Linked DNA regions of Homo sapiens: region 1 is linked to region 2. Evidence: chromatin loops called from intact Hi-C (ENCODE). Cell type or tissue: heart left ventricle. All regions are shown on one strand. Links, peaks and the distances in the headings refer to the core of each region. The heading gives the core; the rest is flanking DNA.

Evidence for each region. Hi-C counts contacts between places; a loop is a spot of excess contacts. Peaks named below come from ENCODE experiments on the same cell type or tissue, not always from the same donor. Only the 100,000 strongest peaks of a DNase experiment are listed, where the experiment ranks them.
Region 1: a loop joins it to region 2, with 2.4 times the contacts of the local background. A loop is called at or near these places in 7 of 110 quality-filtered maps.

Annotation. Positions count from the first base shown.
Region 1 is chr6:125,743,445-125,751,071 of GRCh38, reverse strand. HEY2-AS1 (HEY2 antisense RNA 1) reads left to right here and starts at 1,647. Exons shown (of 5, transcript NR_183491.1): 1 at 1,647-2,113. It overlaps HEY2 (hes related family bHLH transcription factor with YRPW motif 2), which reads right to left and starts at 1,440. Exons shown (of 5, transcript NM_012259.3): 1 at 1,213-1,440. The coding sequence starts at 1,295. RefSeq lists silencers at 1,222-1,931, 3,106-3,285 and an enhancer at 5,056-5,723. In heart left ventricle, for the core only: a CTCF peak has its summit at 4,056; DNase peaks (open chromatin) are centred at 2,851, 3,231 and 4,071; H3K4me3 peaks cover 2,500 bases; H3K27ac peaks cover 2,500 bases.
Region 2 is chr6:125,440,467-125,448,093 of GRCh38, reverse strand. It overlaps LOC102723341 (a long non-coding RNA gene), which reads left to right and starts at 2,915. Exons shown (of 4, transcript NR_187740.1): 1 at 2,915-3,072. RefSeq lists enhancers at 2,384-2,895, 2,896-3,409. In heart left ventricle, for the core only: no CTCF peak of the experiment used is centred there; a DNase peak (open chromatin) is centred at 3,393; H3K27ac peaks cover 2,064 bases.

The DNA of each region.
Region 1 (7,627 bases), core at 2,670-5,169, 300 kb before region 2:
TGGATTTACTAATGAAAATATATTTTTATATTGAAGGTTCAATCAAAGTATTATTTGGTCACATAATTTTTACAATCCTTTCTAGTTTGTATCTGTTTCTCTTCATAATTCATGGATACTATGCTTCTTTGTGTTCTCAAATTCCCCAGGTTCCTGTTATTTGTTCTCTTTCATTTTAGAAATGCTGCACACACCAGGTTGCTATTACCTCACCTTCTCACTTCTGGATCTTATTTCTGAATTACCTGTCCCCCTCATTTTCACCCCTTCTTTACGGGTTTCACCTTTCACGTGATAGCTTCTGTTTTTCAGACCTCATTTTTAAAGACGGCACAACAACACTTTAATGATCAGATACTTAAACCTTTGCTTTCGTGTAAATATCTTTGCTCTTGCAGATTTTGTGCTTTGCTTTGTATGTATTAGAATAACAATATGAAAGAAAACCAGTTTTCCAAAGGTAGGAAGAATTTCCCTCTTTGAGTGACAGCTGCAGATAAATAATTAAGGTGCTTCTGGGGATGCCAATTAGAAGCAATTATCATTTGACCCGCCTTGGCTCTAAAATGCCTCGGTAATCTCCCTCTGTCACAGGAAAGTGGAGGTCTGGCTTCTGTGATTACGACGCCGATCTCTTCCAGACTTGAGAACAAGCAGTCAAAGAAATGATGCCCTTTCCGATGCTTACATCTGTCACTCACTCTTGCGTTAGCCAAGTCACACACGGTCAACCTGCAAAGTTCAACCTACGTAGCCTTGACATCGCAGGTTGCTTTAATTCCTCCAAAAATCAAGTTGTGATTTTGGTATCTCTAAAAATCAAAAATCAAATTGTTTTTATTTTCTCCTGATCTATTTTGAAAGTGCCCCCAAATACGGTTTCAGTGGCTGGGACATCGCCTGTCGCCCAGACGCTGCCGTTCGCGCGTCCAACTGTGACAGCCAGGACCCTCCCTCGCCAACTCCTGCGCTCTGCCTTTCAGTGGCGTCTCCCATCCTGGCTACTCCACCCCTACGGTGAAAATCCACATCCCTTGCCCCATCCCAACTCACGCTCTGCGAGCGCCCACCACTCAAACTTTCTCAGGCCAAACTTTCCCTCTCTACCTAGATGCTGCGGAGACCAGCCTCGGGATTTCCAGGGAGCCACGCATTCACAAAGCTACCCCAAGCTCCCGAGCTGCGGGCCGCTCCCGCGGAGCCCGCGCTCACCCCGAGTAATTGTTCTCGCTCCCCACGTCGATGGTCTCGTCCATGTCGCTCTCGGAGGTCGTCTCCTCGCAGGGGCGCTTCATCCCGGCGAAGACCGCGCGGGGCACAGCCCGGCCGGAAGCTCGGACGCCGAGCGGGGCGCAGCACCCTGACGCCCGCCTCCTCCCTCCCCGGGCCTGGGCAGGCGCGGCTCCGGCGGCGGCGCGGTCTGCTCCTAGCGGCTCTTTCCCACGCCGCAACTCTGCTCGGCCGCAAGAGCCGGCGCCGGCCACGCCCCCCCCTCGAGCGGGTGGGGCCACCTCACCCGCCCCCGCGCACCGGCCCAGGCCTTCCGCCCGGCACCTCCCCCTCGCTGGTCGGCGTGGCTCGCGATTGGCTGGGCCAGGGGGCGGGGCCGCGCTCGCCAATGCCCGCCGCAAGGCTCCAGCCGAGGCGTGGGAACGCGGCCGCGGACCTGGTACCCCAGAGCAGCGAGCGGGTGGGGAGCAGCCGGGGCGAGAATGAGCGCAATCTTGCTAACCCCTGCGGAGGGAGCGCGCGGGCGCCAACGCGGGCGCGCGGGGGCGGGCCCTGGACCTGGACCTTGGGTTTCGGCCCTCCTCCGCGCCCCGCGGTCTCGCGGGCGAAGTTTCAGTCCTGAGTGTAAAGAATAACCCCAAGCGCGTGGCTAAGTGCGAGCAGGCGCGTGTGACGTCGGGAGGCGCCGCGGCTCCTCGGCCGCCCCACTCGGTGGTCCCCTGTCTGGATCCAAACTGCTGACTGGCTGACCCGAGTGGTCACATTTGCCCTCTGGGGCTTTTGAAAACCTTAAATCAAAATTGCTTTTGAATCTGACAACTCCTGAGGCTACTTTCGCGGCCTCGGGGCTGTTTCATATAAGGACGCGAGTTTTCCTGATCAGGTCTGTCGGCCACGTTACGATTTCCAATTTGCGATCCATCAGTTACTTCCATTGGGTCTTCAGCCCCCAGGGACTGTGGATCCTAGACCCCGCGGAGAAGCCCGTGGACTGGAGCTGTGTCAGCTCTGATGGTAGGAAAGACTAGATCAATGACGCGGGCATTTCAGGACATAATCGTATATTTTCAAGTTCGAGTTTTTCGGGCTTGGATTATCCAGATAATTGCCTCCAGTCTCCTCCAGTCCCCCTGGTGTATGCACTCGCAGCCGCAGAGTTAGAGTCCGGGAGGTGAAGATTGGCGCTTGGAAATTAGATTTGGTTTCTAAAGTATGAATTCGTGTCCAACAGTTCGTGCCTTGGACAACGTGGGTTGTATAAAACTCAAGCTGTGTGTTTAAAACAGGTTTTCTAGCTGCTGGTTCTCTCCAAGTTATGTAGGACTTTTGAACTGGCCACCCCGCTGTGCGTCTGCGAGGGCAGGGACTGAGCGAGACCCAGCCAGGGGCGCCGGGAGACTGGCGGCGGCTGGGTTGGGGTCCAGCCGGAAACCACACGTTGGCAGGGCCGCTTGGTCAGTAGTGGAGAGAGCCTCTGAGAAAGGGCCGTCTATCGATCCCCAGACCCCTCCGTCACGGAGGGATTCATAGCTTCCTGGGGATCGGCCCAGGGCGTCCCTTTGACACTCCGTTCTCTGTCCACACAAGCCCGGCGCGGGGCGGGGAGAAGAGGAAAGGACGCGACTGGGAAAGACGGGACCCTGGCGGGGTTTGGCCCGGGGGAGAGCGGGAAGGAGCCCGGTCGGCGCGGAGGACCTGCGGCCAGCGTGCTAAGCCCTTATTAGAACAGAAACCCCTTTCCCCCCACACTCTCATCTCTTTTGCGCGGTCCCCACCGCCATGCCTTCAATAACCTTGTGAATAGAAACCCGAATCGTTCCATCTTGGCTTCTGAAACTTAACCCCAGGCAAAGCACACACTCGGCGGGGCCAGGTGGGGCTGGATGGGGTCCGCGCCCGACGGCGGGGCCGCGGGGGTCGGTGAACCCCAGCTCCCCTGTCGGCCTCAGGGCGGATGGCTGGGTCGGCGCGGGGTTCGGGGCCTCCGATCGGCTGCACGAGGGCGGGCCAGGACCCAGACCCCGTCCCCGCTCCGGCCCCGCAATCCAGCGGGTGACGAGCCTGACGCGCGCCGGTCGCCTGCCACCTCCCGCCCCGAGCGCCCTGGGCCAGTACCTCCCGGCCGCAGGTGAACGCTCCGCGGCCCGCCAGGCTCAAGCTCGACCGTCACAACTTTCCGTGAGGGCTGCACGTTTTTCTGAATTCAAATGCCTGCAGGTGCAACTCATGTTTGCCACACGGGCAATTAGCGGGCGCGTCCAAACGCCTGAGGCAAAACCTGAGATCATCACTGAAAAAAAAAAATCTAACAGTTCTTTGCCACTATACTAGTGTATTTAATTATGATTGCGAAAAATTGCAGAGGGAAACGATTTGCTGGCAATTAAGTAGCAACTGGTTAAAGTTTTTTTTCAATTTGTCTTTGAAGACAACTGCTGTACTATGTATAAAGAAGAGTATAGCAGGGAAGTTCGAAAGCACACACGGAATTTTAAATCTGTTAAAAATATTTTTTAAGCAAAGAAGGTGGTATTTTAAAAGCATTTAAAACAGCGCCTGGTATATAGTAAGCGCCATAGAAGTCTGTTAAGAATGCATAGGGCAAGAGAGCTCAGGGTTTTGAACGCTATCAAAATAATATGCTTATTTATCTGCAAAACACAATAGCAATTAGGCAGCACGAGATTTCCCCATTAGGTCGTTTATTCTCCTCAGCTGTTTATTCCATTTGCCTGTCCCTTGGTTGAGCGCCTTGTCTGTCTATAACCGAAAGTGCGTTTCGGGTCAGAGAGACAGAAACAGACACAGGAAACCCTTTAAAGCGCCCCCGCCGACTTAAATACGGTAGTGGATTGGAGGTGGGGAGGTGTAGGGGAGGCGTTATGTGGAGAGAAAGAAAAGAGAAAGAATGAGGGAACGGCGGGATTTCAAGCCTCCCCGCCCTTCTGCGACAACCTTTTCAGCGAAAGGGAAGGCTTAGGAAGAAAAGATGTCCGCGCGTAGAGCAAACCGCAGTTCTTTCCTTTCTTTTTGAAGGATTTGTACCATGAGTTAATTACACCAAAAGATACGAGGGACTTTATTAGAAAGGAGATGCCGTTAGGAAAGAAAGGCCAGGACGGCCGATCTAAAGGGAATGGAGAAGGGAAGACTCAGACGCCCTCCCGAAATTGGTGGTCTAGCCTGTGTTTTGTGCTAAATGTTATTTAACTTAATGGCGTGGGAGTGAGATGTTGAATGCAGAGATCTGGAAATACCAGATTTAGTGGTCCTGTTCCTCCTCCCCGACTCTTTTCACACCCATTTAATAAAAAGTTACAGTTTTTACACCCGTATTGATAAATTTGGCGATGTTGGCCAAGTATTATCTCGCCCCGCAGATTTTGAATTTTGTTGCACAAACCGATGAAATGATTGCTTTGCTATAATTGTAAAACTTTTTTGGAACGAACCTGGATTTTTTTTATGCCTCTTCATCTACTTTTTGCTTCATTAGAGCCCTCTGGTTTTCCAAGATCGACTGTCACACTTTGTTATTTGTTGCTTCTCTAAATCCTTTGAGATGCTGCTCGCAGCTACGTAAAAAACGTTGGCCACTCAGGTATTTGATGGGCTTAGAAAGTCACCAAGATGTGACACCATTTAAAAGTTTTAGCTTGGTTTCTCAGTGAAATAAGGGCATCTCTGTTAATTAGAAAACTTTGTGTTAGTCTGAGATGCCTAAGAGCATAGTCCAAATTGAAAATTCCAATATTTTGCCACATCTGAAATATAATTATTTACACAGCCTTCTCTTTCAAAGGGAGGACAAACAGGTTGCCTTGAGAAGAGCTATTCTATTTGCAATTGCTGGGGCAGGTGACAAACACGTGTGTATCTGTGGGCAGCCTTGTTGGGCTGCCTTCCCTGACTACAAGGCTTTTGTGAGCTGGTAACGCCTTAAAATGTGTGAGAATGCTGCGCCCTAGGAGTGGAGGCCAAGGGCAAGATCCTTGTACATTTCAATACCTTTTCCAACATCAGGCTGGCAGCAGGCAGGCCAACCTAGGGTCACTGTGTGACACATATTTGCAAGCCAGTAAAGCAAAACAAAGCTGAAAGCAAGTGCAAATTTAGGCCCACCAACCTTGAAGTCATCCCTGAAAGGGAGCTGCTTTACTAGTTAATTTTTCTTGCCCAGTCAGCCACACAAAATGCATTGTATTTCTTGGCTTGCCCCAGTAATTGCGACTTACTTGTTACAGCAGAAGCTTCAAGGTAGGAAATCTATGACCCAAAGCTCTCTCTCGAAAGTTAGAATGTTTAAACTGATCTTTAAAACTGTTGTTGAGGGGCAATTTATTTAAAAGCTTTTATTTTATGGTGTTGTTAGTGCTTAGCATGCCTCAGGATAAAGACTAGTTTTATTGCAGGACCCTTGAGAAGAGGGGTGTATAGCAAGTAACCAGTTTTCCGTGTGCCAGTAAGCAACAGTGAGAACACTCAGTGTATTAGCTTAACTTTTTGTGGGAGTTAAATTGATGTTGGCAGGCTTTGCCTTTAAGGAAGTTCTTTTAAATTTCCATTTTCTTGAAGTTGGTTTGATTGGCAGATTTCCCCCCTCTCTTAAGGATACAATGAAACATATTCACTTCTCTTATGAAAATATTCTTTTAATAAACTACATTCCCATCCCCTAGAAAAATGCCCAGCACACAGTAGGGGTACAATAAATGGTTTCAGATTAATTTCTTGTTAAAATTAATGAACTCTCTGCTTCTTTACTTGTATATGTAGAATTTACACTCATTGGAATAATAAAATAGAAGTAAGCAACCGTGCATTAAAAAGCTATGAAAAGATGAAGAGAATATGCCTTCAAATGGGAAGGAATACTTAACTGTGAATAAGACCTAGTTCAACATGGAACTTCCTGGTGGCCAAGTCAGAAGAGAAGCACAGTGAGTTTTCTAACTTTCATAATGAGAAAAGAGAAAGCACACTGTTTTTCAAAAAAGAAAGTTATTACCCAGTCACTGAATTCTAAAAGAACTTCATGCTTGCCTTGTTCATGGACTTCAAATAATTTAATTATTTAAAATAATTATTTTGTCTAAAATTCTCATGTGTCTCTGTTAATTATAACATGAATAATAGCATTTACATTATGCATAAATGAAGACAATAGTATATCTTCTAATAGCTGTATAAACCATCTACTAAGCTGTCAAGATTAATTGACATTAATAAAACCACTGTCTCACAGAGTTCCAAAAATATGGATTCTCTGTAAGAAAGTTTCTTCTTTCAGTGTCAGAAGAAAAAATTAAAGATTCCTGGATCTGCTTGTTTGGCATTATTTGATAAAAGTGAAAGAAAAGAAGAGGCTCTACAGGTTTCTGAAATATCAAATGCTGTGGAAATATTTAAGGCTAAATGTCTTTTCCACTAGACTACAAATAACAGCTATATTTTCTCAACACTTTTATTGAAATATTTTTATTAGATGTGTGCACATTTTTGCCCTTATCTGATTATTTTAAAATTGGCAGGTGACTTTCTGGGGAAAAAACCTTCATAGACTGGAAATAAGGAATTGCTAATTTTAGATTTACTGTGGAAAAAAATACAGGCTATTTTTAGACCTCCATATTTTACAAACTTATTGAAATATATACTTTACAAGAAACAGAAACATAGCAGTTTTTTTCCCTAGACGGGACTGGATTGATTCTACTAGAGAAGAATTTGACTACATTTTTCTGGATTTAGCCTTCAAAATAATTTAATAATATATTAGTATATTGAGAATATTGGACTGAAAATTTTTAGAGACCGATTTTGGTTTTGAATAGTAGCTCCTTACATTTCTGGGACATGAATACTTCAAAGAAACGAATAGTTTCTTGAGGAATTGCAGTATTCATTAGGGCAACACAATCTCTTTGGAAACCAAATGTCATGCTGCTTAGCAGAGAACAACCATGCTCAACTGCACAGTGGAGAAGGGCAGTGTACTGTGCCTTGAATATGGAAGAAAGGGACACTGTACATTTCCACAGCACTTTTAATCTGAGAATCCTAGGTCATTATTGAATCATGTATCAAAACTCACAGCGCTGCAGGATTTACTTGTCAAGGCTGGCTAGCAGGATTTTGCTAGAATAACAGTTGTAATGGGAACATTAATAAAGCCTGAAAATAGAAGACAAAATATGAATAGAAAATAGAAGACAAATATAAATGATGTATGTGGGTATATACTTGTCTGTCTGTCTATAGATGTAAAAGGCAGAAAATAATGAACGGTTTTATAATTAACATGACTTGTTAGTATATGAAGGACTAGGGTAATATCTGTCAGAAGACAGTAGTTCAAGTCAGAGAGGAAAATGCTGCATTTTGTAATTAAACCACC
Region 2 (7,627 bases), core at 1,900-4,399:
AAACATGAGATCTGGAGTCAGATTATCTGGACTTGTATTCCAGAAAACCCCTTAATAGATTTATGTCCTTGGTAAGTTGGCCAATCCAAGTCTCACTTTTCTCACCTATAAGTTGAAATAATCTAATAATAACCATCATACCTACTTCATAGTGTGGGATTGTGAGGAATAAAGTAAGAAATGCATATAAAGCACTTACTATAGGGATTAGTAGTCACTCGGTGAATCTTCCCTATGAATATTACTCTTTGTAAATCCAACAGTACTTAACACCATGTACTGAAATAATGAATGCCCAAGCAAACACTTCTTGAATAAATTGGATACATAAATGAATTAGTGTCACCAAGGCTCCTCAGAGACTGTTACATGGGACAAGACTCGGGGTATCGAGGACAAAGGATGGAATCTGGGATGGCCAGAGGTCATAGCTCTTAAATTCCCAGTTTTAAAATGACTTCCTACCATGTAATGATCCTGCAGATTTTATTTGGTTTCCTTTCTTTTAGGTTTTACTATGTCCCAAAGTCATCTTGAGCCTTTTGGGAATCGAGAAGGCCATCCCAGAGTTTTTTTTTTTTTTTTTTTTTCACAAAGCTTTGTTTTGAGAAATATATTATACATTTCCATCTTAATCATTTGAGAGGATCTCTGTATCCATTCATCTGTTCATGCATACTGTACTTCCTGTGGATTGCCAGGGGGACATTATAGGTCTAATATATGTATATGTATGTGTGTGTATATATATATGCTTTATTTGCCAAAGCCATAACTTAAAGTTTTCCAAAGATGATTTCTCATTATTATAAGAGATTAGTATCCTTGCATTCATTAAAAAGTTTTTTTTTTGTGGAGTTTTACTTATAAGTTTGAAAGAGTATTGTCTTCTACATCAGAACCTAAGTATGTTGTATGTGTTTCGTATAAATAGCCTTTGAAGCTTCCTAATCTCCAGCCTGATCTCAAGTTCAGAACTGAGGTATCTCAGTGAGAAGAGCAGAGAGGGGCTTAGGAAAAAAGCTCAGGAGTTTCTTACAACTTATTCAATAGTCTAAGAAGTACTTGGTGTCTGCAGTGTGTTTTTGTAAAATACCTGTGACCTTTGCAGTACAGAAAAGTTGAGGTGTGCCCTTACCCTTATTTTTTCTTATTTTTCCATCAAAACAATGACAAGCAATTGGTAAGGGAATTTGCACAAACCAGGCATGTGATGCGCTCACTTGGTGATGTCATGGAGCTGCATATGACCAAATGAATGACCAGGGACAGCAAAGTGGGAGAGCTATAATCTATTCCTTTAGCAACCCCCCAGAAGCAGAATCAGCAAGCTCTGAAGAGCTTCATGGAGCCCTGCTGTACAGGTGATGAGCTTGCTGAGAATGAATTGGAATTTAAAAGGAGAAACAATAGGTGAGCAACTCAGAGACTTCCCAGTGGCCTAAGACAAGTTGGAGGAATTAGCAAGTAGGAGTGTGATGGGAAACAAGTCCCAAAAGGAAACATGAACAGCTTGAGACAGTGGCTGCAGCTCCATGGTAGCATATATCCTCCATACTCTTCACCTGAGAAATGTTTAGAATGCATCTTAAGGGGGAAACTAAACATACTTTTAATGCTCTTGGCTGAAAACAGCAAAAGCAAATACTGTAACTTTTCTCTTAATTGTTGGACAAAGGAGGGACGTGGTTCCATTATGTCTGTCATGGCCCTCTGTTTGGCATTGTGGTAATTTGCTAGGATCTGTGTCTCTATGTGAGGGACACCACATACCACCCCGGTTCCCACCAAAGTCAGCGGTCTGTTTCCTCTTTGTCTTCCTTCTGAACTGCCACTGTGTGCTTCTACCTCCCCAAATGTGCTGTCTTGCATTATTCAACTAAAAAGATACTTTAGCAGCATGAGCATCCTCAGATGTGGTTCCTTCAAATAGCATCCTACCAGCAACTAAACAGTAACCGGCAGCCATCAGCCTCTGATGAACAAGACAGCTGAGAGAGGCAAGACTGCTTCAGGCTTAAAGAAGCGACAATAAGGACATGTGCAGATTCCACAAGAACACACACTGAATTTAATAAAGGCTTGGTGCTACAAAAAGCCATGTAAGGGGATGATGCTGGAGTTCTTTTGTTTCCCTCCTGAATTTTCTTGTATAGGTTTGTCTTTAGATGCCATGGTCCGGAATCTGCACTCCCAGATGATAATGAGTCAGTTCATCTTAGACTGTGCTGCCTGTTGGTAACTAAGAGCTGGGGCTGGTCAGCTAAAGGGCTTGTTAGGGTACTGCTCAAATGAAGCCAAAATTATGAGCTCTAACACATGGGATTGTTAGGTTCAGTGTCCGCCAGCCATCCCCCAAAATGCCTGGGTTTAGTCATAAGGGGCATCAGTTTAGAAGCAGTGATGAAGCATCCATGCTGCGGTGCTTGGAGATGAGCCTTAAAATCCACACTTCCCCGGCGGTAGCTAAAGGACTTCATTACAAATCAGTAGTAGTTTTACATATAGATTGTAAGAGGAGGGAATATCTGAACGCATCCAGAGGCTTCACACAGAAGGGGATATCTGAACTGGCTTTGGTAAAAAGCAAATTAACATTTTTGTCTTATGGAGATTGAAGCAAAGCATAAGCCCAAAGAACGAAGCATAAAATTCAAGAGCACATTCAGGTTTGTCACAGTGGGTGGAGGAGTGGGGCGGGAGGAAGGAGAGGGAAGGCACACTTAGTTGAGGTGAGCTGTCAGGCGGGCTGGCTGTTCAGAGGTGGGTGCCCTGTGTGGGGAGGCTCTTTGATTCCTGGGGAGGAAGGCTAGAGAACAGGCAGCTCTTTTCTCTCTGCTAGAAAAGAGGAGGCGGCTCCTCACAAGGTTCCTTCCCACAGCTGAGCACTGCCCACAGCTGCCCTTGCCCCTGCCTTTCCACGTTGCACAAGCCCAGCGCACGGTACCCACTGGATATGCCCGAGGCCTCCAGAGGAAAGGAAAGGAGGAAAAGGGACAGAAGAAATGTTCACAGGAACTGCATATGGGCCTGCTACTTGTGTCAAAATGTGACTGAACTCTCTTCCAGCAGGTATATTGAGTGAAAGGGTTGTTGTGTGGGAGGTCGTGTGTGGAAGAGAAGGGAGGAAAAGAAGAGTGAAGGCTCCATATGGTCATCAGCGAATGGCAGCTTTTCACTGTGCTTGCCTGTGCAAATCTGGTTTCCTGTCCTTGACCCTAAATTGCTTTATCCTGTCAGGAGGCAGCTGGTTCAGTAAACTCCTGTGCTGCTCAGCAGCCACCCAGGGGTGGGGGTGGGGAGACGGGGGCAGGAGGTGGCCGCCCTGACTCCAATTTCGTCTGCCTCTGGGTTAGCAGAGGCAGCTAGAGGTCCTGTGAAAAACGTCTGGGTGGCCTCTGTTGGCCGTCCTCCAGTAGGAACTGTTCACAGGCCTGTTCTCAGGCGGCCTCGTTCCAGAAGGTCTAACTGGGAACACAAAATGCATTGCATTTTTTTTTCCACCAACCTCAAAGAGGTCCTTTTATGGACAGACCCGTGCCTGCCTCCTTTTTTAAAAAATTCCCATTGAGAAGCTGACCTCCCTTGACCTGGGCAAGGCGACAGGTGACCCCTCAGAGAGTGGGAGGCTGTCAAAGCAGCTCTGTCTCTGGGGTCTCGGCAGAACTGAAGACAAATGAAGCTTTCAGCCTGAAAGGACAGGCGTTGCCTTGGGACATGCCATTGAATTTGATGATGTGGCCGTGGTGCAGGTCTCCCCGCCTCACAAAGAAGCAGTGGCTGGTCCATAACCTTTGAAAACTCACGGGGTTTTGCATGATGATGTTAGCAAACAGGAAAGCTGGATGAGTGCCTTACTTTTAGGAAAAGTTCCTTGGGTTTTTATCCACATCTACTTGGATGTATTCGGCTTAAATGCTTCCTCTCAGTGCTGTCTCCTCTGCAGATAGTTGTGGAGCAGAGTTTCCAAGTTAGGGCAGGACTCTGTATCAGCGACTGGATGAGACATGATGCAGTAGGTTAAAGGAATTTTTCTTAAACATTGTGGTGTCTGGGATTTTTCAAACCTCAAAGAAAGCATTAATTTGATATTATCAATTTATTAAACCATAATTGAGCGTAATTACATGAAGTGAAATGAAATTGAAAATGGACTCCAGCCACCACTCAAATGTCAGCAACTTGATTTACAGATCCTGTTTTAAGGAATGAGTAACCAGACATAGATCTATATAACTGAAAGCCAAAAGTTTTTGTTATTTTTGGTGCAAATGAATTTGAGTTGTTATAATGGATTTCTTTAGCTGTGTGTTTAGACCTCCATATTTATCTTACGTTTGGAGTAATTTTTTTTAAAAAGGAGCCTACCAAAATGCTGGGATTCTTTTTCTACTGTTAGGAGATTTGAAATAGATGAATCACTTTTGCTCTTTGGTTTTTCTTTTTTTTTTTGGTCTTGGATTTATTTTAGCATTACTTATTTATATATCTTTATTAGTTTAATATGGATTTAGAACTCATACAATGTCTTGCAGTAAATTAACCATTCAAATTTGGTGTTGCAAAGCCAGAAGAAGACACAGTATTTGCCATAAGTGATCTATAAGGCCTAGAGAAAAAAATGGAAATGGTACCACACACACAGCTCAAACAGACTGTAGGATTTAGGCATGTATTAGTTCACTTGATCCAAGAAGCTGACATAGCAAGTATCATGACTTTGGGACTTAGAGCTAACCCAGACCTAGTTGTAGTGGAGTCAAGCTTCAAACCCAGGTGCTTTGACTCCTCCCCTTGTACTCTTTTAGCCATAGGTGGGAAGCCTGGAGAAAACCATCATCAATGTAAAGATAACTCACCAAGTTCTTACAGTGCTTGCATATAAAGAACTGACTCCTGAGTGGCTGAACCTTGAGTGATTGGTTGGCCCTAGGTCAAACACTAATGCTCTGTTTCTCTCAGCGTCTGCATCTGTGAAGTGGGGTTATTCAAAACAAGTTATTTCATGACTCTTCCCCAGGGATAGCATAATAAATGATAGTCATTTACATAGAGATCATTCTTTACTGTACAAAATTTCTTTTACACACAAAAGAGCTTTGAAAGGAAAAAGACTGTAAAAATGCAAATTCTCTTCTTAGAACTTCGGTTTCCCCAACAGCGAAAGAAGTGGCTCATACCTACCTCTAATATTTAATGGGAATTTGGAAAGTCACTCAATGTCACTTGGAGAGTCTTTTCTGGGCTTAAGAGATGTTTACTCAAAAAAATGTATTGAGCATCTATTATCTGAGAAGCATAGTATTCGGTACAGGGAAGCAAACCTGGATCCCACCCCTCAAAGACCTTATAGTCTAGTGGAGAAACAGACATTAATAATAACATAAGGTCTATTGTAACAAGTGCTAGAAAAACTGAGACAGCCACAAGCTCAAGGCAGCCAGAGAAAACTGTACCAGGAAAGCAGTGAAAACTCAATGGAGTGGAGATGGAGAGAAAAGACTAGAGATGCAAAAGATATTTTTGAGGTGGATAAGACTCTCACTGGGCAATCAGTGTGTGAAAGTGGGACTTTTGGTCTTTGTTTCTGTGTCCCCAGCGTGAAGCACATACTGGGGACACAGAAGAGGCTCAGTAGCAATGGTAAGAATTGACTCCATGGAGAGAGAGCGAGACAAACTTGCAAATTATAGGCATTTGAGAAGGATGTTTCTTTATTTGGGTTTAAAATCTAAGAATTAATATTTACCATTGGTATATGTGAAAATGAATGTGTGTGTGTGTGTATACGTGTGTGTGAAAGAGAGAGGGAGGAGGGGAGAGAACCATCCAACAGACATCCATTAAGCCTCTGGAAAGTTAAGAAGCATTAGTATGACCCACACTGATATGGAGATCTAAAGGGGTCGGCATGTGGCTTGCTCCTATGCTGGTGTGTCCTACAGAAACCCCAAAGGCATTATTATAAGACTAGGTAATTCAGGCTTGGGGAATCAGGGAGGGAACTTGATTCCGAAGAGAGGATAGGGGTTTACAAAAAGGAGATGATGTACTGGAGAATGGATGTACTCTACAAGAACTGTGAGCCTAAGAGTAGAGGAATAAAGCAAAGATGGGAGCACTCAGCAAGGAACCTTGTAAAGGATCTAATTCCTACCGAGCTCTCCCTTTGGATGCATTCAGGCTTGATTTTGTCTTTTCTAAGCTGAAATTTCCTTTAGAAATCTCAGGATTTCAGCTCTTCTTTAGCACCTTGTTTGTTTCTTCCAGGACACTTATTACCAATTGTCATTATTTTGTTTATGTTTTGTTATTTGTTTTTAACTTTCTCCCCAAATAGACTATAAGTTCCAAGAAAGATTTTTTTTACCACCCTATCCCTAAAATCTAACTTAGTAGACATTTGTTAAATATTTATTGACAGTGAAGACTAAATTTCACTCTCCTGTTTCTTCTGTTTTCTGTGGGTGATATTTATATCATTCAAATGTTTACTGAGGGCATAAGTACCATATGGACTATGTCCTGAATGGGCACAGGAATACAGAGATGTGCATACAGTCATGTGTCACTTAACAACAGGAATATATTCTGAGAAATACATCCTTAGGCAATTTTGTCATGGTGCAAACACCATAGAATGTGTTTACACAAACCTAGACAGTATAGTCTACTACACACCTAGGCCATATGCAATAGCCTATTGCTCCTGGGCTACAGATCAATTCATGTGAGTGTACCGAATACTATAGGCAATTGAAACACAGTGGTAAGTATTTGTGTATCTAAACATAGAAAAGGTCCAGTGAAAATATATTATAGTCTTATGGAACCACTGTAGTATATGCAGTCTGTTATTGATTGAAACGTTACACAGTGCATGACTATGCATGGTTTTTGGATTAAATGAAGGCTCAAGAAGACAGACAGAAAAGCAGATAAACAAGAGTGCAGTGCACAGATAGAGGAGGTCCATCTTGGTCAGGATGAGTTAAGGAAGGTTTTACAGAAAAGAAAATATTGAAGCTGGACCTTGAAAGCACCATAGGTAAGTGCAAGGTGGAACACAGAGGAGGAATCACACAGGCACAACCCGATGAGCTGTGCTTGGAGCCTGATGGTTGGAACATGAGATGAGCATAGAAGCTTGGTGGGAAGTGAGGTAAAATAGATGGAAAATAAAGAATTTTCCTGCCATAATAAAGACTCTGGGGTTTAACTCTTGTGGATAAAGTATATTTGAAGAAGTTTATGCACGTAGGGAGATGCGATTAGTTTTCGCAATTAGAAGGTCATTGCAATTGCCCAGACAAGAAACAGTAAGGGCCTGAACTAAGGCAATGGACAGACATGAACCATTTTAGCATATTTTTAGGAATAAATACCCATATAATTTTGCAGCTCAATATCTTAAGGTTCAGTTGCAGGGAACAAAATCTACTATTCTGGCTAGATTAAGCAGAAAGAATTTTTTTTTTAAAAGAGTATACATGGCTAAAAGAATGTTTGGAAGGGCTAAACAATCAGATCCTGGGCTGAATTTCTAGAAATAATTCCCAACGTTACACAACAGAACTTGGCTGCCAAGGGAGTCGCTTCTCTTGTTGTGAGCATAAAAACCAATTGA